3 separate regions of the Homo sapiens genome follow, and all the other regions are linked to region 1. A link is a loop called in an ENCODE intact Hi-C map of the cell type or tissue named here. Cell type or tissue: heart left ventricle. All regions are shown on one strand. Each heading gives the region's core, and the rest is flanking DNA. Links, peaks and the distances in the headings are about the cores only. Region 1 overlaps PLAUR (plasminogen activator, urokinase receptor). Region 2 overlaps ZNF575 (zinc finger protein 575). Region 3 overlaps XRCC1 (X-ray repair cross complementing 1).

Region 1 (9,770 bases), core at 2,765-7,764:
TGTCCTTATTCCTCACTGCAGTGCATGCAGGGAGTTCTGGCCATCAGGTTATCTTCTATCCGTCTCCTTTCCCAAAGCATGCTGGGAAATGTGGGGATGTCTCCTTAGAACAACAAAATAGTTGCAACCTTTGAAGTTTAGGAGAAGACTAGAAGGTTAGTGTTCAGTGTGTGATCTGGAAGCTTGCATTTGTAAGAATTAAAGAAAGAGGAGGCCAGGCACGGTGGCTCATGCCTGTAATCCTAGCACTTTGGGAGGCCAAGGTGGGCAGATCACCTGAGGTTGGGAGTTTGAGACCAGCCTGAACAACATGGAGAAACCCTGTCTCTACTAAAAATACAAAATTAGCCGGGTGTGGTGGTGCATGCCTGTAATCCCAGCTACTTGGGAGGCTGAGGCAGGAGAATCCCTTGAACTAGGAGGTGGAGGTTGTGGTGAGCTGAGATTGTGTCATTGCACTCCAGCCTGGGCAACAAGAGTGAAACTCCATCTCAAAAAAAGAAAAGAAAAGAAAAGAAAAAGGAAAAGGAAAGAAACATGAAATGTGGCTTGACGGTGAAGGACAGGTTTATTTTAGAGAAAACCAACCTGAGGGGGGCTTTTGGCTGAGTTAGGTTAGAGAGCCCTTTTTTTTTTTTTTTTTTACAGACTAAGGATATTTAAGAGTTTTGGAAGGGGGTGCTTATCTAGGTTCGGAATGTTTTCATGTGAGGAAAAGTTTATTGTGGGGTTGGAAAGTCTCTGGTCGGAAGGGAGGCTATCTGGGGGTTGGCATGTTTCTGGTCAGAGAGGGGTTTATCTTAGGGTTGGAATGTTTCTGGTTATGCTGATGGTAGCCATTAGGCTGATGTTTTGGGGCTGGATTTAGCTGATTTTTTTTTGAGACAGAGTCTTGCTCTGTCACCCAGGCTGGAGTGCAGTGGTGCAATCTCGGCTCACTGCAAGCTCCACCTCCCGGATTGACGCCATTCTCCTGCCTCAGCCTCCCGAATAGCTGGGACTACAGGCACCCGCCACCACGTCCGGATTTAGCCGATTTTTAATCAAGAGGAACTAAGAATGGTGGTGTTTGTTCAAGATGGCAGTGCTCCTGCTCTGTCAGCATTTGGAGTCCAGAAATAGATGTGGAGGCAGCCCCCAGGAGGACTTCCAACCTAGGCAGGGGCCTCAAACATGACCCCTGATTCCAGGAGCCTGTGAAAAGGTGTCCCCCACCATTTATCCTCCCAAAGATAGACACTACAAAGAAGGGCATACCTGGCCTTGTCCACTGGTACAAAATCTTTATGTAAGTATAAAATAAATAATATGAATATTAATTAATAACAACAACACAACAGCGGCAACAATATTAATAATAACAAGAGCTCTCCCATTGGCCCACGGCCTTCCTCCAGCTTTTCTCTTCTGCTTCACACAACTTTGTGAGATAGCTGTTTTCATAGCTGGGAAAACTGAGGCCCAGAGAGGTCGGCACACTGGCCTGAGGTCACACAGCAAGTCTGTAGGGCTGGGAGCCGAGGGAAGGGCAAAGGGGTCCCCCGGATCCAGCCAGGGCAGAGAGGGGGATTTCAGGTTTAGGTCCAGAGGAGAGTGCCTCCCCACAGTCTGGCAGTCATTAGCAGGGTGATGGTGAGGCTGAGATGGGCAGGGCCAGGCTGAGGAGCAGCCCCACTGCGGTACTGGACATCCAGGTCTGGGTGGTTACAGCCACTTTTAGTACAGCAGGAGACATCAATGTGGTTCATGCTGAAGGCGTCACCCAGGTGGGCATGTTGGCACATTGAGGCGGTTGCACAGCCTCTTACCATATAGCTTTGGTTTTTCGGTTCTGAGGAAAGAGAAGACGGAGTGAGACTTCCAGCTCCTGGGCCCAGGACTGGAATTCTCCAGTAGGTGACCTGCCACCTTGCAGTGGGTGCCACCTTCACTACCACCTAGAGAAAGCAGCAGTTCTCAGGGCCAGGTGTGGTGGCTCATGCCTGTAATCTCAACACCTTGGGAAGCCAAGGAGAGAGGATAGCTTGAGCCCAGGAGTTCCAGACCAGCCTGGACAACATAGCAAAACTCTGTTTCTACAAACATAAAAAAGAAAAAAACAGCTGTAGTCCCAGCTACTTGGGAGGCTGAGATGAGAGGATCACTTGAGCTCAGGAGATGGAGGCTGTGGTGAGTTATGATCACGCCACTGCACTCCAGCCTGGGTAACAGAGTGAGACCCTGTTTCAAAAAACAAATAAAAAGAAAGAAAGGAAGGAAGGGAGGGAGGGAGGGAGGGAAGAAGGAAGGGAGGAAGGGAAGAAGGGAAAGAAAAGAAAGAAAGAGAGAGAGAGGGAGGAAGGAAGGAAGGAGAAGGGAAAGAAGGAAGGAAGGGAGGAAGGAAGGAAGAAAGAAAGAAAGAAAGGGAAAGAGAGACAGAGAAAGAAAAGGAAAGAAAAAAAAAGAAAGAAAGGAAGCGAGCAGCGGTTCTTAAAGTGTGGCTCAGGGACCCCAGAGACCCTTTCAGGAGATCTGTGATTTCACATGGCTTTTTCACTCTCATAAGTGTACAATGGGCTTTTCCAAAAACTCCAGGACATGTGATATTGCAAGAGACTGAAAGCAGAAGCTTCCATGAGGACCCAGCTGTCTTCTATTAAGCTGGACATTAAAGAGATGTGCAACACAGCAAAATAATGCCAGTTTTCTCATTACGCTTTTTTTTTGTTTTTTTTTTTGAGATGGAGTCTCACTCTGTCACCCAGGCTGGAGTGCAGTGGCACGATCTCGGCTCACTGCAACCTCTGCCTCCCGGGTTCAAGCAATTCTTCTGCCTCAGCCTCCCAAGTAGCTGGGACTACAGGCGCGACCACCATGCCCAGCTAATTTTTGTATTTCTAGTAGAGACGGGGTTTCACCATATTGGCCAGGCTGGTCTCGAACTCCTGACCTTGTGATCTGCCCGCCTTGGCCTCCCAAAGTGCTGGTATTACAGGCGTGAGCCACCGCGCCTGGCTGGTTTTTTTTTTGTTGTTTCTTTGTTTGTTTTTTTAAGACAGGGTCTCGCTCTGTTGCCCAGGCCGCAGTGCAGTGGTGCAATCTCCGTTCACTGCAACCTCCACCTCCCAGGCTCAAGTGACCCTCCCACCTCAGCCTCCCAAGCAGCTGGGACTACAGGCATGCACCACCATGCCCAGCTAACTTTTGTATTTTCTGTAGAGACAGGATCTTGCTATGTTGCCCAGGCTGGTCTCAAATCCCTAGGCTTAAGTGACCCGCCCACCTTGGCCTCCCAAAGTATTGGGATTATAGGCATGAGCCACCATGCCTGGCTATCATTACATTTTTTCTTTGGAAACTATACTTATTTTTCATTAAAATGTTATTTATCTTAATGTGTAATGAGTTTTTATTGTTATAAGATGAATTCATAAATAAATCTTTAAAGATTTCTCAGTTTTGGCTGGGCACGGTGGCTCACATCTGTAATCCCAGCACTTTGGGAGGCCGAGGCAGGCAGATCATGAGGTCAGGAGATCGAGACCATCCTGGCCAACATGGTGAAACCCCGTCTCTACTAAAATTACAAAAATAAGCTGGGCATGGTGGCTCATGCCTGTAATCCCAGCTATGCAGGAAGCTGAGGCAGGAGGATTGCTTGAACCCAGGAGGGGGAGGTTGCAGTGAGCTGAGACCATGCCACTGCACTCTAGCCTGGCGACAGAGCAAGACTCCATTTCAAAAAAAAAAAAAAAAGATTTCTCAGTTTTAATTTTAATTTAATTTTATTTTATTTTATTTTTTGGGACGGAGTTTCACTCTTGTTGCCCAGGCTGGAGTGCAATGGCACAATCTTGGCTCACCGCAACCTCTGCCTCCCAGGTTCAAGTGATTCTCCTGCCTCAGCCTCCCGAGTAGCTGGGATTATAGGCATGTGCCACCATGCCCGACTAATTTGTATTTTTAGTAGAGATGGGGTTTCACCATGTTGGTCAGGCTGGTCTTGAACTCCCGACCTCAGGTGATCTACCCACCTCGGCCTCCCAAAGTGCTAGGATTACAGGCGTGAGCCACCACTCCTGGTTCTCAGTTTTAATTTTAATGTGGCATTTATCTATAGAAATCACTGATATAAACAATAAAGAGTTTTTTTTTTTTTTTGAGACAAAGTCTCCCTCTGTCATCCAGGCTGGAGTGCAGTGGGGTGATCCCCACTCACTGCAACCTCCTCCTCCTGGGTTCAAGTGATTCTCGTGCCTCAGCCCCCTGAGTAGCTGGGGTTATAGGTGCACGCCACCACACCCAGCTAATTTTTGTAATTTTTTGTAGAGACAGGGTTTCACCATGGTGGCCAGGCTTGCTCTCATACTCCTGACCTCAAGTGGTTCTCCTCCTCACCCTCCCAAGGTGTTGCAATTACAGGCGTGAGCCACCACACCTGGCCAAAAATAATTTTTAAAAGCATGAAGAAGTTGAGACCAAAAAGTTTGAGAACCACTGGAATACAGAGACCTTTCCAGGACACCACAGGATGAAAGCCCAAGATGTCTTCAGCAAATCCCCACAACCCACGAGAAATCCACCAAAGAATTCCATTTTTCTTTTTGTAGAGATGGGGGTCTTGCTATGTTGCCCAGGCTGGTCTCAAACTCCTGGCCTCAAGAGATCCTCCGGCCTCAGCCTCCCAAAGTGCTGAGAGTACAAGCTTCAGCCACCGCACCCAGCCGGAATTCCACTTTTCCATGGCAAAAATGTCCACATCCTGATGGACAAGTCCTAATTCCTTACAATAATATTCACCCACCTGAAGGAAATCCCACCTTTTCCACAGGGAGACCCACCACAGTTAACTCCAGCTTAACTGGAAGTCAATCTCTTGCGGAACTCTCCACCCCCAATAAGTGTTCCCTCCCAGCCTCGGAGAGGGCCTCACCGTGAGTGCCGGTGGCTACCAGACATTGATTCATGGGGCCTCGGCAGTCAATGAGGAAAGTCTCTTCAGAGGAGCATCCATGGGTGCTGTTCCCCTTGCAGCTGTAACACTGGCGGCCATTCTGCGGCAGATTTTCAAGCTCCAGGACTTAGGAGAAGACCAGAGACACAGAGACCAAGAAAATTAGTGCTTGGATCTCCACTTCCTTGAATGACCTCCCCAGGACTTCCACTCCGAGCCAGAGATGTCATGGAGCCACCTTGTGGTCAGGCGTCTGAATGGCATTTGGAGGGGGATGGTTTTCGAGGGCTTGAGAGAAACCCCAACTTTCAACTCCCCATGAGTCCCATTTCTGGCCAGGCACCGTGCTGGGTGCTGGGTAAAACTATGTAAGATGAAACTGTCCTTGCTCTCACAAAAGTTACAACTTATTTATTTATTTTTGATACAGGGTCTCAGTTTGTTGCCCAGGCTGGAGTGCAGTGGCGCAATTGTAGCTCACTGCAGCCTCGACCACCCCGGCTCAAGAGATTCTTCCACATCAGCCTCCTGAGTAGCTGGGACTACAGGCGTGCACCACCATGCCTAGCCAATTTTTCTGTTTTTTGTAGAGATGGGGTTTTGACACATTACTCAGGCTGGTCTCAAACTCCTGGGATCAAGCAATCTGCCTGCCTCAGCCTCCCAATGTTCTCGGAGTACAGGTGTGAGCCACTGTACCTGGCCAGAACTTACAAGTTATTACTATTATTATTACTAAAAAATTTTTTTTGAGACGGAGTCTTGCTATGTTGCCTAGGCTTGTCTCAAACTCCTGGCCTCAGGCGACCCTCCCGCCTCCGCCTCCAAAAGTGCTGGGATTACAGGTGTGAGCCACTGTGCCCAGCCAGAATTTACAATTTAGAGCTACACTACCCAATCTGGTAGCCACTGGCCACATGTGGTTGTTTACATTTAAATAAATTAATATTAAATCGAATCTTAAAATTCAGTTCACATTTCAAGTGCTCACTGACCACATACAGTGGTGGCTGTAATATTGGACAGGACAGATAGGGAACATTTCTATCTGTTGACAGTGCTGGGTAATAGAGACAGGGATCTAGATTACACTGGAGGGGAGGGACAGTGAAAGCATCCCTGAAGATGATACATTAAAGCTGAGGCCTAATGGATGAGAAGTTGCCAGCAGGGTGAACTCTTGGGGAAGATGTGTTCTAAGGGAGGATATTCATCTGCAAGGGCCATGAGACCAGATGGGCTTTGGTGATTATAGAAACCAAATGAACGTCAGCACAGCGGCTCATGCCTGTAATCCCAGCACTTTGGGAGGCCGAGGCAGGAGAATCGCTTGAACCTGGGAGGCGGAGGTTGCAGTGAGCCAAGATCACGCCACTGCCCTCCAGCCTGGCTGACAGAGCGAGACTCCATCTAAAAAAAGAAAGAAAGGAAGAAAGAAAGAAACTAAATGAAGGCCAGGTGCAGCGGCTCATGCCTGTAATCCCAGCACTTTGGGAGGTCAAGGCAGAAGGATTGCTTGAGCCTGGGAGTTTGATACCAGCCCCGGCAACATAGTGAGACCCCATCTCTACAAAAGTTTTAAAAATTTAGCTGGGTGCGGCCGGGCGTGGTGGCTCACGCCTGTAATCCCAGCACTTTGGGAGGCTGAGTCAGGCGGATCATGAGGTCAGGAGATCGAGATCATCCTGGCTAACACAGTGAAACCCTGTCTCTACTAAAAATACAAAAATTAGCCAGGCATGGTGGTGGGTGCCTGTAGTCCCAGCCACTCGGGAGGCTGAGGCAGGGGAATGGCGTGAACCCGGGAGGCGGAGCTTGCAGTGAGCCAAGATCGCGCCACTGCACTCCAGCCTGGGCAACAGCGCAAGACTCCATCTCAGAAAAAAAAAAAAAATGTAGCTGGGTGCAATGATGCGCATCTGTAGTCCCAGCTACTTGGGAAGCTGAGGTGGGAGGATCACTGGAGCCCAGGAGTTTGAGGTGGCAGTGAGCCGTGATTGTGCCACTGCACCCCAGCCTGGGTGGCAGAGCAAGACCCTATGTCTAAAGAAAACACAAAACCCCAAAAACGAATCTAAACAAAGACTGTGAGGCAGACAGGTGCCAGATTACATAGGCCAACAGAATAAGGTCTTTGGATCTTATTCTAAGAGGAAGGGGAAGTCATTGAAGTGCCTGAGAAAGGAGGGTGACATGATCTGATTTACATTAAAAAATAAAAAATTGGTGGTGCATGGTGGCTCATGCCTGTAATCCTAACACTTTGGGAGGCCAAGCCCAGGAGTTCAAGACCAGCCTGGGCAACAAAGCAAGACCCCATCTCTACCAAAAATACAAAATTAGCTGGGTACGGTGGCATGCACCTGTAGTCGCAGCTACTCCAGTAGCTTAGGTGGGAAGAATTCCTGAGCCCAGGAGTTTGAGGCTGCAGTGAGCCATGATCATGCCAGTGCACTCCAGCCTGGGTGACAGAGCGAGACCCTGTCCCCCCCATACCCCCCAAAAAATCACTCGCTGCTGGGTTGAGCCTTGGCTGTAGGGTGGCAGGAGTGGAAGCAGGGAGACCAGAGAGGAGGTCATTGCAACAACCTGGGCAAGAAGTCAGCGTGGCTCAGCCCAGGTGGTGGCAGTGGAGCAGGGGAGGAGTGGGAAAATTTGAGAGAGACAAAAGAGACAGGAAGCACAGGTCTTGGCGAGGGCTGATAGTATCATTGAATCCTTACGAAGTTCTTCTTTGAAGAAAGGCCTGGCTGGGTGCAGTGGCTCATGCCTGTTACCCCAGCACTTTGTGAGGCTGAGGCAGACAGATCACTTGAGGTCAGGAGTTCGAGACCAGCCTGGCCAACATGGTGAAACCCCCATCTCTACTAAAAATAGAAAAATTAGCCAGGGGTGATGGTGGGCACCTGTAATCCCAGCTACTCAGGAGGCTGAAGCAGGAGAATCGCTTGAACTCGTGAGGCGAAGTTTACAGTGAGCGGAGATCACGCCATTGCACTCCAGCCTGGGCAACAGAGTGAGACTCCGTCTCAAAAAAAAAAAAAAAAAAAAAAAGGCCTGATACTCCCATTTTTCAGAAAAGCAAACAGAGGCCCAGAGAGGACTTGATTGCCAGAGAGTGACTGCGCAGCTGTCTGCCTGAGTGCATGCCCCTGCCCGACCCCAGGCCTTGCCTGTGTCTCCCGTTCCTTACTTGGGCCCTCGTTGCATTTGGTGGTGTTGCAGCATTTCAGGAAGTGGAAGGTGTCGTTGTTGTGGAAACCATTGGAGCCCGGGCAGCCGGGAAGGTAGCCACAGCCACGGAGGTGGCGGTCATCCTTTGGACGCCCTATGGGGGCCAGGGGACAGAGGTCAGATGTCAGATTGTGAATGAGGGACTAAGATGGGATTTGCCCGAAATAGCAGGCATTCAACCATTCTCTACTTCACCCTTCATCATAAGACCCTCATTTTATCTAGAACAGTCATAGATCTTGTCGAAAACTACATATTCCAGCCTCTCCAGGTAGTCATGTGATGAAGTTCGGACTAATGTGATATAAATAGAAGTGCTTTATGGGACTTCCAGAAAGGAGAACCCTTACAAAAGGAGGAGTGCCCCCTTTTTTGTCCCTTCTTTCCTTCTTCCTCCTTCCTGGAACTTAGATGTGAGACCCGGAGCTCTGGCAGCCATTTTAGACTATGAGGCATTTTGAGAATGGAAGTAATGTGTAAGAAACAAGAGGGTGGCCGGGCGTGGTGGCTCACGCTTGTAATCCCAGCACTTTGGGAGGTTGAGGCGGGTGGATCACAAGGTCAGGAGTTTGAGACCAGCCTGACCAACATGGTGAAACCCCATCTCTACTAAAAATACAAAAATTAGCAAGGCGTGGTGATGCACACCTGTAATCCCAGCTATTCAGGAGGCTGAGGCAGGAGAATCACTTGAACCTGGGAGGCGGAGGTTGCAGCCAGCCAAGATCATGCCATTGCACTCCAGCCTGGGTGACAGAGAGCAAGACTCTGTCTCAAAAAATAAATAAATAAATAAATAAAAAGAAATGAGAAGGCATCTGGGTTCCTGGTGACTCTGGACCTGTCCTTGTGGCCCTGGACTTCCTATCACTGGACCTCTTGTGTATGAGAGAACTTAGTCCCTTGCTGACATCCCTGTTACTTTGGGGTTGTTTGTTAAGTGCAGTCTTAGGGAGGAGCAGAGCAGGGAGGAGGAGTTGCCAGCAGGTTGGGGCTCACCTTCTTCACCTTCCTGGATCCAGTGGGTCACCACATCCAGGCACTGTTCTTCAGGGCTGCGGCACTGCAGGCTCTGGTGCCGGCCCCTCTCACAGCTCATGTCTGATGAGCCACAGGAAATGCATTCGAGGTAACGGCTTCGGGAATAGGTGACAGCCCGGCCTGTTTGGAAGAGGGGGAGGGGAGTGAGACTCCATGGGGACAGTCCTGGAGCCCCAGCTCTGCAAGGACTCACTCAAAATCAATTCCTCCTTATCCCACCCTGCAGCCAGTCATTGAGCCCTGCCTATTCTGCCTGCTGAATCTTTCTAGAATCCACCCCCTCCTTTCCAGCCCCATGGACCAGTCCAGCTCAGACCTCCTTCAACTCCAGCTACCTCCCTAGCCTCTGGGTTTCCATTCTTGTCACCCCCTACTCACCCCAGTGCAGCATCTCCACATGGCCCTAGAAACATTTCTTTCCTTTTTTTTTTTTTTTTTCCCGAGACAGAGTCTCACTCCGTCACCCAGGCTGGAACGCAGTGGCACCATCTTGGCTCACTGCAACCTCCACTCCCCGGGTTCAAGTGATTCTCCTGCCTCAGCCTCCCGAATAGCTGGGACT
Region 2 (9,770 bases), core at 162-5,161, 120 kb before region 1:
TCTGGAGATGCTGGAGGGACTGTGCATTGGTGCCAGAGCCTCGGGAGGGTGCATCGGTGCCTGAATGTCTGATTCCGAGGGGTGCATTGAATCCTTTACGCTTGGGACTCTGAGGGAAAAGTCCATTAGGGGTCTCTGGACCGCGACGCATGCCAGGTTCCTTCCGTATCTTCCTCCAGGTCCCCCCTCTATCCTCCACGGCCCCATCCAAGCCAGGGATGAAATTTAACGGCAAGAAGGGCGCAGTTGACGCGGCGTCAATGAACTGAGACTAAGTCAAAAGCCGGGTAAAGCTAGGTCTTCGACGTGAAGCCCCGCCCACTGTGCCCATAGGCCCCTCCCCTGGGACGGTGATGAAAGACCTGCCCACTCCGCTCGAAGGCCCCCGCCCCCTGGGTCTAGTTTCAGAACAAGACTTTTTTTGTACAGCCCCGCCCATTCCAGGACTGCAGGGTCTGGTGGGGAAGGTCCCGCCCACTCTGCGCATAGGCCCCGCCGGCTCCGCGCTTAAGACGGCCGCTGAGTTAGTTGTGGAGACTCCGCCCACTCTGCTGAAAGACTCCAACCCTGGGTTTAGATAGCGAAGGGACTGCCTCTGGCTTGAATTTGCATAGCCCCGCTCACTGTGCTCTTAGGCTCCGCCTCCCCGCTAAGCCTGCCCCCGCCTTAGCATCCCATACTTGCAGACCTTGCTCCTAAACAGTGTGATCCCTCATTTTAGGCCCTCCAACCCTATCCCCATCAGCCTGGTCATCACCGGCGTCACCCCCGCCCCGCGCCCTGCCCCTAGGTTCCTGTGCCAGCAAGATGCTGGAGCGAGGCGCGGAGTCCGCGGCCGGGGCTACCGATCCTAGTCCCACTGGCAAGGAACCAGTGACCAAAGAAGGTGAGAGTGCCCCGCCTGTGAGTAGGGAGCATTCTCCAGGAACGGGGGCCAAAATAATCACATTCTGGGGGAATCTCAGGGTGAAAATTTGAGGGCCCTAGGGTGATGACTATTTGGGATCCCCAAAACTGCCACATTCTGGGAAATCCTCCCATTTGGCTCAGAGAGAGCCTCAGTGACCATTTGCTAAGGCTCAGGAAATGAGCCTTACAGAAGGGACGGGTCAGGGATGACATGCGGGATGTCAGGGTGATCACTGGGAAGATACTAGAAACGGATACCTTGGTAGCTTTGAGGAAGCCTTAGTAGCTTTGGGGATCCAGGAAAGTAACCCTTTGGAGTCCCTCAGAATGACGCCTGGGGGGAGGGGGGAGCAGAAACATGCAATTTGGGGAGTCTCAATGTGATGCTTGAGGTGCCCAGGTACACTTGGAGGAGCCCCACGAATATCAAAGTCGTGGCGGAGCCTGGCCTAGGCCCAGGGCGTTGGCTGCTTCCTGGAGCCCACCAGCCCTCCTGTCCCCCAGCTCCCCACCAGGGCCCACCGCAGAAGCCCAGCCAGTCAGCTCCAGGGCCCACCGCGTCCGCGGGCTCGCCTCCCCGGCCTCGCCGGCGGCCCCCGCCCCAGCGCCCGCACCGCTGCCCCGACTGTGACAAGGCCTTCTCGTACCCGTCCAAGCTGGCCACGCACCGCTTAGCACACGGAGGCGCCCGACCCCACCCATGCCCAGACTGCCCCAAGGCCTTCTCCTACCCCTCCAAGCTGGCAGCCCACCGCCTCACGCACAGCGGCGCCCGCCCGCACCCGTGCCCACACTGCCCGAAGTCCTTTGGCCACCGCTCCAAGCTGGCGGCTCACCTCTGGACCCACGCACCCACCCGCCCCTACCCGTGCCCCGACTGCCCCAAGTCCTTCTGCTACCCTTCCAAGCTGGCGGCCCACCGCCACACGCACCACGCCACCGACGCCCGCCCCTATCCTTGCCCGCATTGCCCCAAGGCTTTCTCATTTCCCTCCAAGCTGGCCGCCCATCGCCTATGTCACGACCCCCCAACCGCGCCCGGCAGCCAGGCGACTGCCTGGCACCGATGCTCCAGCTGCGGCCAGGCCTTTGGCCAGAGACGCTTACTGCTCCTTCATCAACGCAGCCACCACCAGGTGGAGCACAAGGGGGAGAGAGACTGAGCCCTCCCTTGGCTCACTGTCCCCTTCTGCCGCCAGCCCTAGCCAGTAAGAGGTGGGATTTCTAAGACCGACTGTATGAGCTCGCCTCTTCCAGATAGCTGGCAGAGGGCAGGGCAAGGGATTGGCCATTTATACTGGGCTCGAGCTCAGAAGCCCGAGGAACTCTTTGCTCCCCTGCTTTGGGGAGATCTCAAACCATGGACGTGGAGCTGTGGTTTGACAGCGCTGGCTCTGCTTCTCCCCACACACTTACATGGCAAAGGTAAAAAGTCTGCTACTATCGTGGGTTGATGAGGATTGTGGGCAAACAGGCTCTCTTGTTAAAAGTTTAAACTGGTGTCTCCACTTTGGCCATATGACGGTATCTAAGAAATTGAAAATACATACATGCTTGTCTCAACTCTTCCACTTGTAGGAATTTATTCTATAAACTCATGAATGTGAAAAAAAAGCATAGTGTTAAGGGTGTTCACTGCAGTGCGACTGTTGTGGCCAAAGACTGGAAGCAACTCAAGTGCCCAAGAACAGGGGACCGACTATTGAATTACAGCCATGGAATGGAATAGGTAGCCATAGGAAAAAAGGAAGCGCTATATGTACTGATGTGGAAAAATCTCCGATACACTAGGTGATAAGAGCAAGAACAAAGGGTATATACCACTGACCATTTAAAGACATTCAAAAGCCCAAGCTTCAGGCTGGGTGTGGTGGTTCACGCCTATAATGCCAGCACTTTGGTTAGCTTGAGGCCAGTTCAAGAGCAGTCTGGGCAACATAGCGAGACACCATCTCTACCAAAAAAAAAAAAAAAGCTGGCTGTGGTGGCATGTACCTTAGTCCCAGCTACTTGGGAGACTGAGGAAGGTGGATCACTTGAGCTGGCAGGTCAAGGCTGCCATGAGCTGTGATGGTGCCACTGCCTTCCAGTCTGGGTGACAGAGCGAGACCCCATCTCAAAAAGAAAAACAAAAAAAGCCCAAGATTCAGACCCATCCCTGACCCACTTCTTACAAGTTGCCAGGCCTTGGACAAGCTTTGTCACTCCTCTGGATTCAGATGCCTTTGTTGTAAAATGGGTGGGTTATAAGGCATTTGTAAGGGGCAAGCAACACCTCAGGCAAAGTCAGTTCCCCTTATGGAGCCTGTTTCTCTCATTATAAAATAAGGATGAACAAGCTAACATTGGAATGTTCTTCATTCCACAAATACTAAGCACCTCCTGTGTGCTGGTCCCTGCATGGGGTGTTGGGGACACAGCATTGAAGACAGACCTTGTCTAGTGAGGAAAGTGAACACTAATTTTAAAAAGCAGCAGCAGACCAGGCAGAGTGGCTCAGGCCTGTAATCCCAGCACTTTGGGAGGCTGAGGCAGGCGGATAACTTGAGGTCAGGAGTTCAAAACCAGCCTGGTCAGCATGGCGAAACTCCATCTCTACTAAAAATACAAAAACTAGCTGGACATGGTGGCATGCACCTGTAATCCCAGCTACTTGGGAGGCTGAGGTATGAGAATCGCTTGGACGCGGGAGACGAGGTTGCAGTGAGCCAAGGTTGCACCACTGCACTCCAGCCTGGGCGACAGAGAGCCTGCCTCAAAAAAAAAAAAAAAAGCAGCAGCAGCCAAGTCATTCATTCATCCATGTGTGTATGTATGTAGAGACAGGGTCTATGTTGCCCAGGCTAGTCTGAACTTCTGGACTCCCACTTTGGCCTCCCAAAGTGCTAGGATTACAGGCATGAGCCACCATGCCCGGCCCCAAGTCCATTTAGAAGAACAAGTAGGAGAGCCTTGGCTCCCCACCCCCTCAACCCAGATACAAGATTACAAAGCTGTGCAGTAATGAAATTGGTGGTGGTGGCTTGAAAACGGGCCAGTGGAAGACAATTGAGAGCTCAGAAACAGACCTGTGCTTATGCTGACATATGACAAACTGGACCTGTAGACCTGGGAGTGGCAACCTTTTTCTATAAAGGGCCAAAGAGTACAGATGTCCCCTGACTTAACAATGGTTTGATTTCAGGATTCTCCAACTTTATGATGGGTTCATCCGGATGTAGCATCATTGTAAGTCAAAGGGCATTGGGTTTTTTTTGTTTTGTTTTGTTTTGTTTTGTTTTTTAGACAGGGTCTTGCTCTGTTGTCCAGGCTGGAGTGCAGTGGCACAATCGCAGCTCATTGCCCTGAATTCCTGGGCGCAAGCGATCCTCCTACCTCAGCCTCCCAAGTAGCTGGGACTACAGGCAAGCACCACCACACCCGGCTTATTTATTTTTGAGATGGAGTCTTGCTTTGTTGTCCAGGCTGGAATGCAGTGGCATGATCGCCGCTCACTGCAACCTACCTCTGCCTCCTGGGCTCAAGCTTCTCCTACCTCAGCCTCCTGAGTAGCTGGGATTTCAGGTGTGCACCACCATGCCCAGCTAATTTTTGTATTTTTAGTAGAGATGGGGTTTCACCATGTTGACCAGGCTGGTCTAACTCCTGACCTCAAGTGGTCCACCTGCCTTGGCCTCCCAAAGTGCTGGAATTACAGACGTGAGTCACTGCGCCCAGCCCCCAGCTAAATTTTTTTTGTAAATTTTTTTGTAGAGATGGGGTCTCACTATGTTGCCCAGGCTGGTCTCAATCTCCTAGCCTCAAGTGATCTTCCTGTCTTGGCCTCCCAATGTCCTGGGATTCCAGGCGTGGGCCGCCAAGCCCAGCTGCATCTGTTATATGTTTAAGTTTTGCAGGCCATACAGTGTCTTCCACAACTATTCCACTCTGCCACTGTAGCAGGAAAGCAGCCACACACATTACAATACATAAATGAATGAGCATGGCTGTGTTCCAATAAACATTTACCAAAACACTAGGTAGGCTGGATTTTGCCTATGGGCTATAGTTTGTTGAGCCTTGACATGGATGAGTGGAGGATGGACAGACTAATCATAAATAAGGCTAAGAGACATGGGGAAAAATTAAGTTGAATCCCCTGGTATGTAGAAGAATGATCCCCCAAAGATATCCACATTTGAATCCCCAGAACCTGTATGTTAGCTTGCATGTAGCAAAAGGGACATTGCAGATGTGATTGAGATGGGTAAGTTATCCTGATTATTCAGATAGGCCCAATATAATCACAAAGGTCCTTATATGGGAAAGAAGGACGCAGAAGACAGAGAGAGGTGATCATGAAAGCAAACATTCGAGTGATGAAAGGCCCCAAGTCAAGGAATTTTGCCTACAAAGGGCAAGGAAATAAATTCCTCCTTAGAGCCTCCAGAAGGATTGCAGCCCTGCTGACACTTGATTTTAGCCCAATAAGGCTGATTTTGGACTACTGACCTCCAGAACTATAATAAAATTAACTTGTGTAGTTTAAAACCACTAAGCTTATGGCAATTTGTTACAGCAACAATGGGAAACTACTGCAGATCCCTACCTCACACCATATGCAAAAACAAGTTTCTGGGAGTTTAAGATCTAAATCTGAAGAGAAGAACTCAAAAATATTTACATGGAAATAAGAAGAATTATCTTAGTAACTCCAGAAGTAGAGACAGTATCCTTAAGAGACAAAAGAATGTAAATCATAGATGAAAACATGGGTAAATGTGACCATAAATGAATGTAAAGTTATGACTAGGATGGATGAGATATAGTATTTTAAGAGTGTGTACCTGGCATATCCTATTATACAGTGGAGGTTAGGAAAGGCCTTGTTGAGGATGTAATGTCTGAACTGAGATCTGAAAGTTGTGGTGGAAGGAGTGAGAGAGTAGAAAGTGTCCATAGATTGGATAAAGAAAATTTGGTACATATACACCACGGAATACTATGCAGCCATAAAATGGAATGAGATCACATCTTTTGCAGGGACATGGATGGAGCTGGAAGCCATTATCCTCAGCAAACTAACGCAGGAACAGAAAATCAAACACTGCATGTTCTCACTTATAAGTTGGAGCTGAATGATGAGAACACATGGACATGGCCGGGCATGGTGCCTCACGCCTGTAATCCCAGCACTTTGGGAGGTGGAGGCGGGCATATCACCTGAGGTCAGTTCAAAACCAGCCTGGCCAACGTGGCAAAACCCCCCTCTACTAAAAAACAAAAATTAGCTGGGCGTGGTGGCAAACGCCTGTAATCCCAGCTACTCGGGAGGCTGAGGCACAAGAATCCCTTGAACCCAGGAGGCAGAGGTTGCAGTGAGCCAAGATCATGCCACTGCACTCCAGCCTGGGCGACAGAGTGAGACTCTGCCTCAGAAAAAAAAAAAAGAACACATCAGGGGAACAACACACACTGGGGCCTGTCAGGGGGTGGGGGTGGGGGGCTAGGAAGAGCATCAGGAAGTATACCTAATGCACGCTGGGGTTAATACTCAGGTGATGGGATGATCTGTGCAGCAAACCACCATGGCATGTATTTACCTATGAAACAAAACTGCACATCCTGCACATGTACCCCCGAACTTAAAATAAAAGTAGGAGAAAAGAAAGTGTCCAGCCTAAGGGCTAGGACTGAGCAGGCTGCTGAACTGCACTCTACTCAGTAAGGCATTTCGGGGAAGGTTTTGGGAGGGGTAAGGGTTCTACTCTGTCCTCCCAACCCAGCAGTGCTGCTTGTATCCACGTTTATGCAGAGAACTGTCCGGAAGAATTTCTCCAAAGCAACCACACCAGCAGCAAAATTTCAAAGACACATACTCATGTGAGAGGGCGTTGATCTGGTCCAACCTTACTTTTACAGATTGGGGAAATGAGGCCAGGAAAGATGAGATTTATTGGCAACCAAACCACAGGGCAGTACCTGAGTCTAGGTGGATCCTAGGTCTCTTGATAGCCTGACACCCACCCAGCTGTTCCTTGAACACATAATGCTCGCTCCTGCCTCGGGGCCTTTGCACTTGCTTTTCCTCTACCTGGAAGGGCTCTCTCAGATACTCCTTACTTCTCCCAGGTCCCTGCAGAGGGGTAAGTCCTCCAAGAGGCCATCCCCAATCATCCTATCTATAAACTACCAGGACCCTGCCATTGCTCTGTCACTCACAATGCTCTATTTTCCTTGCTCTCACAGCATTTCCCACTGTCCAAGGTTGCATTGCACGTGCACCATCTCTCTCCCCCTGTACAATGTCAGGCCAATGAGATCGGGGACTACTGTTTTTTTCATACTGTCTTCCCAGTGTCCCCCACATGGTGGCTTTGGTAGGCAGAGTAATGGCCTCCCAAAGATGTTCACATCCCAGCTGGGCACAGTGGCTCACGCCTGTAATCCAGCACTTTGAATGGCTGAGGCGAGTGGGTCACCTGAAGTCAGGAGTTCGAGACCTGCCTGGCCAACATGGCGAAACCCCGTCTCTACTAAAAATACAAAAATTAGCTGGGCATGATGGCAGGCGCCTGGAATCCCAGGTACTCGGGTGGCTAAGGCAGAGAATTGCTTGAACCTGGGAGGCAGAGGTTGCAGTGAGCCAAGAACACACCACTGCACTCCAGCCTGCGTGATAGAGCAAGACTCCGTCTCAAAAACAAAAAAACAGGGAGATTATCCCAAATGATCTAGGTAGGCTTAATGTAATCACAAAGATCTCTTGTTGCCCAGGCTGAAGTGCAATGGCATGATCTCAGCTCACTGCAACCTCCGCCGCCCGGGTTCAAGCGATTCTCCTGCCTCAGCCTCCCACGTAGCTGGGATTACAGGCATATGCCACCACATCCGGCTCATTTTGTATTTTTAGTAGAGATGGAGTTTCTCCATGTTGGTCAGGCTGGTCTCAAACTCCCAACCTCAGGTGATCCACCCCCCTCGGCCTCCCAAAGTGCTGGGATTACAGGCGTGAGCCCCTGCGCCTGGCCTACAATAACAAAGATCTTTACATGTGGAAGTATGGAACAGAAGAGTCAAGGTCAGGGTGATGGGATGTGAGAAGGACTCAACAGGCCATTGCAGGCCTGGAATATAGAAGGTGAATGGAATGTGGGTGGCTTCTAGAAGCTGGAAAAGACAAGAAAACAGATTCTCCCCTCAAGCCTCCAGAAGGAACGCAGCCCTGCCTACCTTGATTTTTAGCCCAAGGATACCCATTTTGGACTTCAGACCTCCAAACCTGTAAGATCATAAATTTCTATTATTTTAAGCCACTGAGCTTGTGATAATTTGTTATAGCAGTAGTACAAAACTAACATGGTGAGTTATCGGTGGGAGTGTGAATGAGCAAACGAATGAGTGAACATGAAGTCTAAAGCCACCCTTAGCTGGGCAGTGTGGCTCAACACCTGTAATCCCAGCACTTTAGGAGGCCAAGGCGGGAAGACTGCTTGAGGCCAGAAGTTCGAGGCCAGCCTGGGCAACATAGTGAGAGCCCATCTCTACAAAAAATAGAAAATTTATCAGGTGTGGTGGTACATGCCTATAGTCCCAGCTGCTCAGGAGGCTGAAGCAGGAGGATCGCTTGGGCCCAGGAGTTCGAGGCTGGAGTGAACAATGATTGCACCACTGCACTTCAGCCTGGGCAACAGAGCAAGACCCTGTCTCTAATAATAATAATAATAATAATAATAATAATAATAATAATAAACCACCCTCATCTTAAAGATGCAAAAACAAAGGTCCAGAAAGAGACAGGAGTGAGACTGGTAGCCCTTGGTTGATGAGGCAAAAGTTGGGAAAGGGCTTGGAATGTCCAATAAAAGGTTACCCAAAGGTCAGATCTCAAACCTACCTCTGACCCTGGCCTCTGTCCTGCTCAAACCCCCTCCCAACCTTCCCACCCTCAGATTAAAGTCCAGGCTTCTCAGCCTGGAGTTCGCAGACCTTCAGGCCAGCCCTGTCCAAAAGACCTTTCTAGACTGATGCAAATGTTCTCTGTACTGCCTAATACAATAGCCACTGAGCAATTGAAATGCATGGCCAGTGTGACTATGGAAGTGAAGTTTACATTTCATTTCATTTCATTTTAATTAATTTAAATAGCCACCTGTACCCAGTGGTGATCACACTGGACAGCAGAGCTGCAAGGACTGTGCCTGGCTTTCTAAATCTGCCCCCAAAGCCTCTTTGCCAAAGGCAGCAATGCTCTTCTGCCTGCCTCAGGCTGCTTCCCACCTCCTGGCCCATGCTATGGCCTCTGCCTAGAGCACCATCCCATCCTCTGCCCTGATTCCCTCACAATCACCTCAATTCCCACTTAAATGTGGTGGAGCCTTGAAGGGGGTGCAGGGTTTGGGTAGGTTGCTTAAAATGTCCCTTCCTCCCATTCTACCTCCTAAATTAGGTGATGTAAAACCACAGTGGTGACATTCATTATACAGCTACTTCTGAAAACCCTGGAGGAAAGGCACTATCCCTGGCCTGGGGACGCTGAGGCTTCAGGAGAGAGACAAGCCTCATGGGTACCCAGGCCTCCAGCCACAAAGGGACAGCCAAGATACAGGTGTGGCTCAGAGGGCCAGAAAAAGTTGAGGGGCAGTGCTGAGGGTCAGATTCCCAGTTCCCTGCCTCTTGCCAACACAGGGATAAGGGGCCAAGCAGAAGAGACAAAGAGTTCCTTCTCTACCAGATCTCTGACGGAGGTGCCCAGCATTCTTCCCCAGGTCCCAGGGAGCCTCTTAGAGTTTTGGGAGACTCTTGGATGAGAACCAACTCATCTTTATTAAATGCATCGTGTGTGTGTGTGTGTGTGTGTGTGTGTGTGTGTGTGTATAGCA
Region 3 (9,770 bases), core at 1,574-6,573, 90 kb before region 1:
AATGGAACAGAGAAGAGAGTACAGAAATAAACCCATACATATGGTTAATTAATTCTCAACAAGGAGTCAAAATGATTCAATGAGAAAAGGCAAGTCTTTTTTTTTTTTTCAAAGTATTTTCAGCCAGGTGCAGTGGCTCAGGTCTGTAATCCCAATACTTTGGGAGGCCAAGGTGGGAGGATCACTTTAAGCTCAGGAGTTCAAGACCAGCCAGGCAATGTAGTGAAACCCCATTTCTACAAAAAATTTTTTAAAAAATTAGCCGGGTATGGCGGCTCACACCTATAGTCCCAGCTACTCAGGAGGCTGAGGCTGGAGAATCCCTTGAGTCTGGGAAGCGGAGGTTGCAGTGAGCCAAGATCATGCCACTGCACTCCAGCCTGGCCAACAGAGTGAGACTCTGTCTTAAAATAAATAAAATAAATAAATAAGCATTGTCAACAAACATATAAAAAAGATACAGAAAAGGGCCGGGTGCGGTGGCTCACACCTGTAATCCCAGCACTTTGGGAGGCTAAGGTGGGCAGATCACAAGGTCAGGAGATCGAGACCATCCTGGCTAACACAGTGAAACCCTGTCTCTACTAAAAATACAAAAAATTAGCCGGGCATGGTGGCACGTGCCTGTAGTCCCAGCTACTCCGGAGGCTGAGGCAGAATGGCGTGAACCCGGGAGGTGGAGCTTGCAGTGAGCCGAGATCGCGCCACTGCACTCCAGCCTGGGCAACAGAGTGAGACTCCATCTCAAAAAAAAAAAAAAAAAAAAAAAAGATACAGAAAAAATAAACCTTATCCCCTGCTTCACACAATACACAAAAATTCACTTGAGATGAAACAGAGATCTAAATGTAAAATCTAAAAATAGAAAGCTTCTAGAAGAAAACATAGGAGACAGGCAGAATAACAGCTCCTCAAAGATGTTTACATCCTAATCCCTGAACCTGGAAATGTGGCAGAAGGCACTTTGCAGATGTGATGAACTTGAAGATGTTGAAATGGGGGAGATGCCCCTGGATTATCCGGGTAGGCCAAGTGTCATCATAAGGGTCTTTATAAGAAAGGAGGGCTGGGTGTGGTGGCTCATGCCTGTAATCCTAGCACTTTGGGAGGCTGGGGTGGGTGGATCACTTGAGCCCAGGAGTTTGAGACCAGCCTGGGCAACACAGTGAAACCCTCTCTCTATAAAAAATAACAAAAGCTAGCCAGGAGTGGTGGTGTGCACCTGTAGCCCTGGCTACTTGGGAGGCTGAGGTGGGAGAATCACTTGAACCTCAGAGGCAGAAGTTGCAGTGAGCTGAGAACACGCCACTGTACTCCAGCCTGGGCAACGGAAATGAAACCCTGTCTCAAAAAAAAATGAACAAAAGAAAAAGAAGGCCAGGCGCAGTGGCTCACGCCTGTAATCCCAGCACTTTGGGAGGCTGAGGCGGGCAGATGACGAGGTCAGGAGTTCGAGACCAGCCTGGCCAATATGGTGAAACCCCGTCTCTACTAAAAATACAAAAAAAAAAAGTTAGCCGGGCGTGGTGGTGGGCACCTGTAGTCCCAGCAACTCGGGAGGCTGAGGCAGAAGAATAGCTTGAACCCGGGAGGCAGAGGTTGCAAGGAGCTGAGATCGCGCCAGTGCACTCACTCCAGCCTGGGCGACAGAGCGAGACTCCGTCTCAAAAAAAAAAAAAGAAAAAGAAAAAAAGAAGGCAAGAGAGTCAGAGTTGGAGAAGTAACAATGGAAGTGGAAGCAGGCGTTAGAGTGACAGGAGTGCTGGCTTTGATGAAGGAAGGGTCACAAGCTGAGGAGGGCAGATGGACTCTAGAAGCTGAAATAGGCAAGGAAATGGATTCTCCCCTAGAGCCTCCAGAAGGAACAGGGCTCTGCCTACACCTAGATTTTAGCCCAGTGAGAGTGATTTCAGACTTCTGACCTCCAGAACAGTCGAATAATACATTTGTGTCATTTTAAGCCATGATCCAAACTTGCTCTCTTCCCTGATGTGCAGTTTACCGCCCTGTGTCTGCCTTCTGTCTCCTCCGTACACTGGGTGATCCTCCAGAGGGCAGCAATCAGGTGTGACTCACATCTGCCCCATGTCTTCCCAGCCCCAGCCCCTGGGGGAGACGGTGATGCGAGCATGAGGGGCAGAGGTCAGTATGGGATCCATCTCATAGCCCTGCTTACCTCATAGTCTTGCTCCCCAGCGCCTCCAGCTGAACTGCCCACCAGCACCTCCACGAAAGCTGAGCCATCATTCCCAATGTCCACACTGTGTATCTGCTCCTCCTTCTCCAACTGTGGGCAGAGAGAGAGGCCACTGTCAGTGCCTGCTCTGCCTCTGGGCTCACTGTGGGACCTCAGGATGAATCTCCTTTGGATCACCATGTCCCTGTAATGTCAATTCTGTGAGGGGGCACACCAGGGTTGAATGGTGCCATGTGTCCCCTCCATGCAGCACAGGGTATGGCATGGAGCAGAAACTCACAAAATAGTCACTGAATGAATGCATACGCGCCCACCTCACACATACCTGCTTCCCTGACCTCTCCAGACTCCACCAGGTCAGCTTATCACACACTGCCATAGAGCTCTCCTTGATAAGCACTTGCCAGAGTTATAACTTTATTCAAATCATCATGCAGACAAACAGCACATGTCACCCCTCACCCACAATCGCAGAGGACTCCAGGAAACCTCCCTGAGGGCAGGGGCTTTGTCCGATCTTGCTCACCGCTGGTTCCTGGGTTTGAATCCCAGCTGTGCTGCACACTAGCTGTATGACCATACCAGTTAACCTTTTGGAGCCTCAGTTTTCTCATCTGTAAAATGGGAATGACCACCATATCTAGGATCATGCACATAAATAATGGCCACAGGGCATGGCGAAGAGTAGGCAATTATCTGCTGTCAGTCAGGAGGTATTATTAGTCAGTGCTAGACAACTATTTGTTGAAAGAAGAAAAGAGCTACCTATAGGAGGGCTCATCTCAAAGGATCTGCCATTCCTGTCTGACAGATGAAGATGCAGAAAGCCGTGCGGGCCATGCGGGCACGGGAGGCAGTTAGGTTGAGGCAAGTGTCCTGCCTTCCAGTTTGGGGCTCTTTTATTAGGATCCTAGAATGACGCATTATTACAACTCTCAAAGGTACCTGGGCCAGGTGCAGTGGCTCAAGCCTGTAAATCCAGCACTCTGCGAGGCCAAGGCAGTGGACCACTTGAGGCCAGCCTGGCCAACATGGCAAAACCCCTTCTCTACTAAAAATATAAAATATAGCCGGGCATGGTGACACATGCCTGTAGTCCCAGCTCTTCAAGAGGCTGAGGCACAAGAATCTCTTGAACCTAGGAGGCAGAGGTTTCAGTAAGCAGAGATCATGCCACTGCACTCCAGCCTGGGTGACAGAGCGAGACTCTGTCACAAAAAAAAAAAAAAAAAAAACCAAGGTACCTAGTCCACCCTACACTGCCCTCTCCCACCCCTGGTGATGACAGATGCTCCAATCTGCTCTGTTGCCTCCCTGTCAGATCATCTAGACATCACCTGCACACTGCTATCAACAGGAACACCACTGTATGGAAGGAGGGAGCCTGGACTTGGGGTGAGGTAGGCCTGGGCTCAAATACAGCAATGCCATTTCCAACCTGCACAACCTTGGGTGACGTATTCAACGTCTCTGTGAGGCAGTTTCCTCACATGCAAAAAGGGAAGATGGTCATTAACAACCCTCCCTCCTTGGCCAGGCGCAGTGGCTCACGTCTCTATAACCAGCACTTTGGGAGGCTGGGGTGGGAGGATCACTTGAGGCTGGGAGTTCAAGACCAGCCTGGGCAACATAGCCAGACCTTGTCTCTACAAAAATTACAAAAATTAGCAAGGCATGGTGGCACATACCTGTGGTCCCAGCTACTCAGGAGGCTGAGGAAGGAGGATCGCGTGAGCCTGGGGAGGTCAAGGCTGCAGTGAGTCATGTTCGCATCACTGTACTCTGGGCGACAGAGTGATGAGACCTTGTCTTCAAAAAAAAACTTACCCTCCCTCTGAAGGAAGTTGAGATGACACAGAATTAACAACTATAACCACAACTGCGGCCAACATCCGAGTGCACTGAGCGCTCCTGGTGTGCCAGACTCCTGCTAATAATACATGTATCTACTCTCCTGCAATGGCTCTGCCAGGCAGTTGCTATAATTATCTCCATCTTACACATGAGCAAACGGAGGCAGGAAGTGGTTATGTAACTTCACAGCTGGTGGGTGGCAAAGCCGGACCGGAACCCAGGCAGGCTGGCAACAGTCCACGCGTGCTCCTCCATCACACCACTGACGTGCTAGAGGAGGAAGATGGTGCTGGAGGAAGGGCCTGCCTAAGGCTGAGGCCGGCAGACCTCCTGCTGACTCCCCTGCCTCCACCGCCATTCCCAGCCCTGGGCCCTGGGCAGTGTACAGTGCTGCCTGGGCTCATGAGATGTCCCAGTCTGGGCCAGGTGTGGTGGCTCACACCCGTAATACCAGCACTTTGGGAGGCTGAGACAGGTGAATCGCTTGAGGTCAGGAGTTTGAGACTAGCCTGGCCAACATGGTGAAACCCTGTCTCTACTAAAAATATGAAAATTAAAATTAGCCGGGCATGGTGGTGAGCGCCTGTAATCCCAGATACTGGGGAGGCTGAGGCAGGAGAATCACTTGAACCCGGGAGGCAGAGGTTGCAGTGAGCCGAGATTGTGCCACTGCACTCCAGCTTGGGCGATGGAGTGAGACTCTGTCTCAAAAACAACAACAACAACAAAAACAACAATAACAAGAAGTCCCAGTCTGACTGCTCCCCAGGCCAGGCTTGGTGACTTTCCACCAGCCACAACGGCCTCCCTTCTGTGCCAAGAACAGTCTGGCTCCTTCCCACCTCAGGGCCTCTGCACCTGCCAATCCCCCTGCCTAGACCACTCTTCCCTCAAACATATCCATAGCTGGGTAAAAGTTTGCCTTCTGTGCTTCAGGTGCCCACTCAGATGTCACTTCAGACCATAAGTAACCTACCTCGCCCCCTACCTGGTGCCACTCTCTATCTCCCTACCCGACTTTACTTTTCTTCATGATTACTGCCTGGTGTTACACAGTTACATCTTTTTTGTTTGTATTTGTCTAGCATCTGTCTCTCCCGCCAGACTTTTAAGCTCCACAAGAGCAAGGACAGTATCGTCTGAGTTGTTCCCTACTGTGTCCCCAAGGCCAAGAACAGTGTCTGGTCCTTCCCAGCTCTGCTGATTTCCTGCTGTGTGATCCTGGAGCAAATGGTTTCATTTCACCCCTTGTGCCTCAGTTTTCGAACCTATGAAATGGGGACAATAACAACGTCTATCTCATAAAGTTGTTGAGAACATTCAAATCCATACCAAGAATGAGAAATAACATACCAAGTGCCTGGAATACTGCCTGGCACCGAGCAAACACTACATAAATGTCAGCTGCGAATATCATTAACACAGCAGGCCTCTACTGCATTCCCAATGGATGTACAGACAGACGCAGAACAGGCGCCCAGCAACCGTTTGCAGAAGTTACTACTCAAGAGTTATTAAGCAGTAACTCTGGCTCTGTCCTCCCTTACCAAGTGGCCCTGTTGAGCCCCTTCTCTGCTGCTTGCCTGGGTGTCCCATCTGTCACAAGAGGATCATCATGGCTAACATTTTCGGATTCTCACCATGTGCCAGGTGCTTGGTGTATGAGTTTCCTGTTACTGTTGTACAAATTAGCACAAACTTTGTGGCTAAAAACACAAATTTGGCCAGGCGCAGTGGCTCACGCCTGTAATCCCAGAACTTTGGGAGACTGAGGCAGGCGGATCACCTGAGGTAGGGAGTTCGAGACCAGCCTGACCAAAATGCAGAAACTCCGTCTCTACTAAAAATACAAAATTAGCCAGGCGTGGTGGCGCATGCCTGTAATCCCAGCTACTCAGGAGGCTGAGGCAGGAGAATTGCTTAAACCGGGGGGGCGGAGGTTGCAGTGAGCCGAGATCACACCACTGCACTCCAGCCTGGGCAAGAAGAGCGAAACTCCGTCTCAAAAAAACAAAAAAAAAACACACAAATTTAATATCTTACAGATCTGGAGGTCAAAAGTCTGAAACTCGGCCTTACAGGGCTAAAATCTAGATGCGGCAGGGCTGCATTCCTTCCTTCCGGGAGCACTAGAGGAGAACGTGTCTCCTTGCATCTTCGGCTTCTCGAGGCCACCTGCCTTCCTTGGCTCACAGTCCCTTCCTCGTCTTCAAAGCTGCTGAAAGCGCTGGCATCACTCCAGGCTCTGCTTGCATCTTCACAGCTCTGGTTCCAGCTCTCTTGCCTCCCTCTTTCCCTTATAAGGCCTCTGGGGGTTACGTGAGGCCCACCAGATAATCCAGGGCACTCTCCCCATCTCAAGATCCTTAATTTAATCAAACCCACAGAGCTCCTTTGGCCATTAAAATATTTCCAGGTTCTGGGGATGAGGACATGAACATCTTTTGAGCACCACTGTTCTGTCCACCACACTTGGCTAAGCATGGGCCGGGCATCACTGAAGCCTCAAAACCACTTTAAATAGAAGGGTCTGTTACGACTCCAGTTTCACAGATGGGGAAACTGAGGCTCAGACAGGTTTAATCAATAGCTTACATGGCACACAAGCTAATAACTAGCAGAGTACTTCGGACGCAACTGCCTGACTGCAAAGCACTGTCCAATACCACCACTGTTCTCAACTCCTTTCTTTCCATCCCTGAGTCAAACTCAACATCTTTACCTCTCCCACAATATTCAGCATAGCTCCTAAATGTGGTAGGATGGAGATGCTTGTATTTTAAATGAACAATTCCTACTGCATATATAACTATTTCTACTTTAAACAGGCACTCCCTGACATTTCTTCTTTGTATATAAAAAAAGTCCTGGCTAGGAGCACTGGCTCACGCCTGTAATCCCAGCACCGTGGGAGGTGGAGGCGGGAGAATCACTTGAGGCCAGGAGTTCGAGACCAGCCTGGCCAACATAGCAAAACCCTGTCTCTACCAAAAATAAAAAAAGTTAGCTGGGTGTGGTGACACGCACCTCAATAATCCCAGCTACTCAGGAGGCTAAGGCACAAGAATTACTTGAACCTGGGAGGTGGAGGTTGCAGTGAGTTGAGACGAGCCACTACACCCCAGCCTGGGTGATAAAGTGAGACTCTGTCTCAAGAGAGAAAACAACAGGCTGGGCACAGTGGCTCACACCTGTAATCTCAGCACTTTGGGAGGCCAAGGCAGGCAGATCACTTGAGGCCAGGAGTTCAAGACCAGCATGACCAATATGGTGAAACCCTGTCTCTACTAAAAATATAAAAATTAGCCAGACTTGGTGGCGTGCACCTGTAATCCCAGCTACACAGGAGGCTGAGGCCAGAGAATCACTTGAACCTGGGAGGCAGAAGTTGCAGCGAACCGAAATCATGCCACTGCACTCCAGCCTGGGTGACAGAGTGAGACTCCATCTAAAAAAAAAAAAAAGTGGCCAGGCACGGTGGCTCAGGCCTGTAATCCTAGCACTTCGGGAGGCAGAGGTTGGCAGATCACAAGGTCAGGAGAGTTCAAGACCAGGCTGGCCAAGAGGGTGAAACCCCGTCTCTAGTAAAAATACAAAAATTAACCAGGCATGGTGGCAGGCGCCTGTAATCCCAGCTACTCGGGAGGCTGAGGCAGAGAATTGCTTGAACCCAGGAGGCGGAGGTTGCAGTGAGCCAAGATCATGCCACTGCATTCCAGCCTGGGTGGCAGAGCAAGACTCTGTCTCAAAAAAAAAAAAAAAAAAAGTAAATAAATACTTTTTAAGAATCTGATAAAAATGTTTATACATGGAGGCTGGGGTGGTGGCTCACGCCTGTAATCCCAACACTTTGGGAGGCCAAGGCAGGTGGATTTCTTGAGCCCAGGAGTTCAAGACCAACCTGGGCAACACGGCGAAACCCCGTCTCTACTAAAAACAGAAAAATTAGTTGGGCATGGTGGCATGCGCCTGTAGTCCCAGCTACTCAGGAGACTGAGGCACGAGAATCACTTGAACCTGGGAAGCAGAGGTTGCAGTGAGCCGAGATTGCACCACTGCATTCCAGCCTGGGCAACAGAGCAAGACTCAATCTCAAAAAAAAAAAAAAAAAAAGGTTTATATATACATGGTAACAACCCAATAAATGTCCATCAGTTGATGAATAGATAAACATTGTACAGTATATTTATGGAATATCATCCAGTTATTTAAAAAACTGAAGTTGTGATATATGCTACAACATGGATGAACCTCAGAAACATTATGCAAAGTGTAACAAGGTTAAGTGTAAAAGACCACGTATACATTTATAAGTCCAGAATACGCAAATCCAGAGAAGCAGAAAGTAGATCAGTGGTTGCCAAGGGCAACATTGGGGAGAGAATAAGAAGTGACTGTTTAATGGTTATGTGGTTTCTTTTTGGAGTGATGAAAATATTCTGAATTAGAGAATGGAGATGGTTGAAGAACATTGTCAATATGCTAAAAAAAAAAAAAAAACCCTGAAATGTGCACTTTATTTATTTATTTATTTATGTTTTTTGTTGAGACGGAGTCTCACTCTGTTGCCCAGGCTGGAGTGCAGTGGTGCAATCTCAGCTCACTGCAAACTCTGCCTTCCAGTTCAAGTGATTCTCTTGCCTCAGCCTCCCGAATAGCTGGGACTACAGGCACGCACCACCACCCCCGGCTAATTTTTGTATTTTCAGTAGAGATGGGGTTTCACCATGTTGGCCAGCCTAGTCTCGAATCCCTGACCTCAAGCAATCCACCCGCCTTGGCCTCCCAAAGTGCTGGGATTACAGGTGTGAGCTACCGCATCTGGCTGAAATGTGCACTTTAAATGGTTAAAACAGTAAATTTTATGTGAATTTTTCTCAAAATAAGAGATGAGTGCTCAGTATGTATCAGCTGTGAGGATAAGAGCACAAGATGACTATCACCGATGGCCTGGGTTCGTGTGCATGCAGCTTTCTCAGGGAGACACAGTTCTGATATGAACTGTTCCTGAAACAAACATGGCACAGGAAGGCAAAGTTCCTGAGATATATTGCTAAAAAACTGTTTCACATCCATGAAATGCAATCTTTTCTTTTTTTTTTTTTTTTGAGACAGAGTCTTGCTCTGTCACCCAGGCTAGAGTACAGTGGCACGATCTCGGCTCTCTGCAACCTCCGCCTCCCGGGTTCAAACAATTCTCCTGCCTCAGCCTCCCAGGTAGCTGGGATTACAGGTGCCCACCACTGCACCTGGCTAATTTTTATATTTTTAGTAGAGACAGGGTTCCACCATCTTGGCCAGGCTGGTCTTGAACACCTGACCTCGTGATCCACCTGCCTCAGCCTCCCAAAGTGCTGGGATTACAGGCGTGAGCCACCGCGCCCGGCCATGAAATGCAATTGTATGCATCATTTAAAAGAATAAGGTAGGCTGCGCACGGCGTGGCTGACGCCTGTAATCCCAACACTTTGGGAGGCCAAGGCAGGAGGATCACTTGAGGTCAGGAATTCAAGACCAGCCTGGCTAACATGGGGAAACCCCATCTCTACCAAAAATACAAAAATTAGCCAAGCCTGGTGGCATGTGCCCGTAATCCCAGCTACTAGGGAGATTGAGGCAGGAGAATCACTTGAAGCTGGGAGGGGGAGGTTGCAGTGAGCCACGATCGCACTACTACACTCCAGCCTGAGTGACAGAGCGAGATTCTGTCTCAAAGTAA

The links. Peaks named below come from ENCODE experiments on the same cell type or tissue, not always from the same donor. Only the 100,000 strongest peaks of a DNase experiment are listed, where the experiment ranks them.
Region 2: a loop joins it to region 1, with 9 times the contacts of the local background. A loop is called at or near these places in 45 of 110 quality-filtered maps.
Region 3: a loop joins it to region 1, with 2.9 times the contacts of the local background. A loop is called at or near these places in 40 of 110 quality-filtered maps.

What each region holds. Positions count from the first base shown.
Region 1 is chr19:43,647,313-43,657,082 of GRCh38, forward strand. It overlaps PLAUR (plasminogen activator, urokinase receptor), which reads right to left. Exons shown (of 7, transcript NM_002659.4): 4 at 9,167-9,328; 5 at 8,127-8,261; 6 at 4,913-5,059; 7 at 1,267-1,831. The coding sequence ends at 1,578. Among named protein-coding and RNA genes, the nearest start is that of CADM4, 12 kb to the left of the region's middle. In heart left ventricle, for the core only: CTCF peaks have their summits at 5,177 (motif pointing left) and 5,380; a DNase peak (open chromatin) is centred at 5,163; H3K4me3 peaks cover 404 bases.
Region 2 is chr19:43,533,616-43,543,385 of GRCh38, forward strand. ZNF575 (zinc finger protein 575) reads left to right here. Exons shown (of 4, transcript NM_174945.3): 2 at 180-287; 3 at 722-886; 4 at 1,414-2,472. The coding sequence starts at 808. The coding sequence ends at 2,072. XRCC1 (X-ray repair cross complementing 1) reads right to left here. Exons shown (of 17, transcript NM_006297.3): 17 at 9,696-9,770. Among named protein-coding and RNA genes, the nearest start is that of ZNF575, 5.3 kb to the left of the region's middle. In heart left ventricle, for the core only: a CTCF peak has its summit at 2,051 (motif pointing right); DNase peaks (open chromatin) are centred at 476, 1,586 and 2,046; H3K4me3 peaks cover 899 bases; H3K27ac peaks cover 543 bases.
Region 3 is chr19:43,558,734-43,568,503 of GRCh38, forward strand. XRCC1 (X-ray repair cross complementing 1) reads right to left here. Exons shown (of 17, transcript NM_006297.3): 3 at 2,177-2,287. Among named protein-coding and RNA genes, the nearest start is that of XRCC1, 12 kb to the right of the region's middle. RefSeq lists an enhancer at 4,352-4,852. In heart left ventricle, for the core only: no CTCF peak of the experiment used is centred there; a DNase peak (open chromatin) is centred at 4,278; H3K27ac peaks cover 932 bases.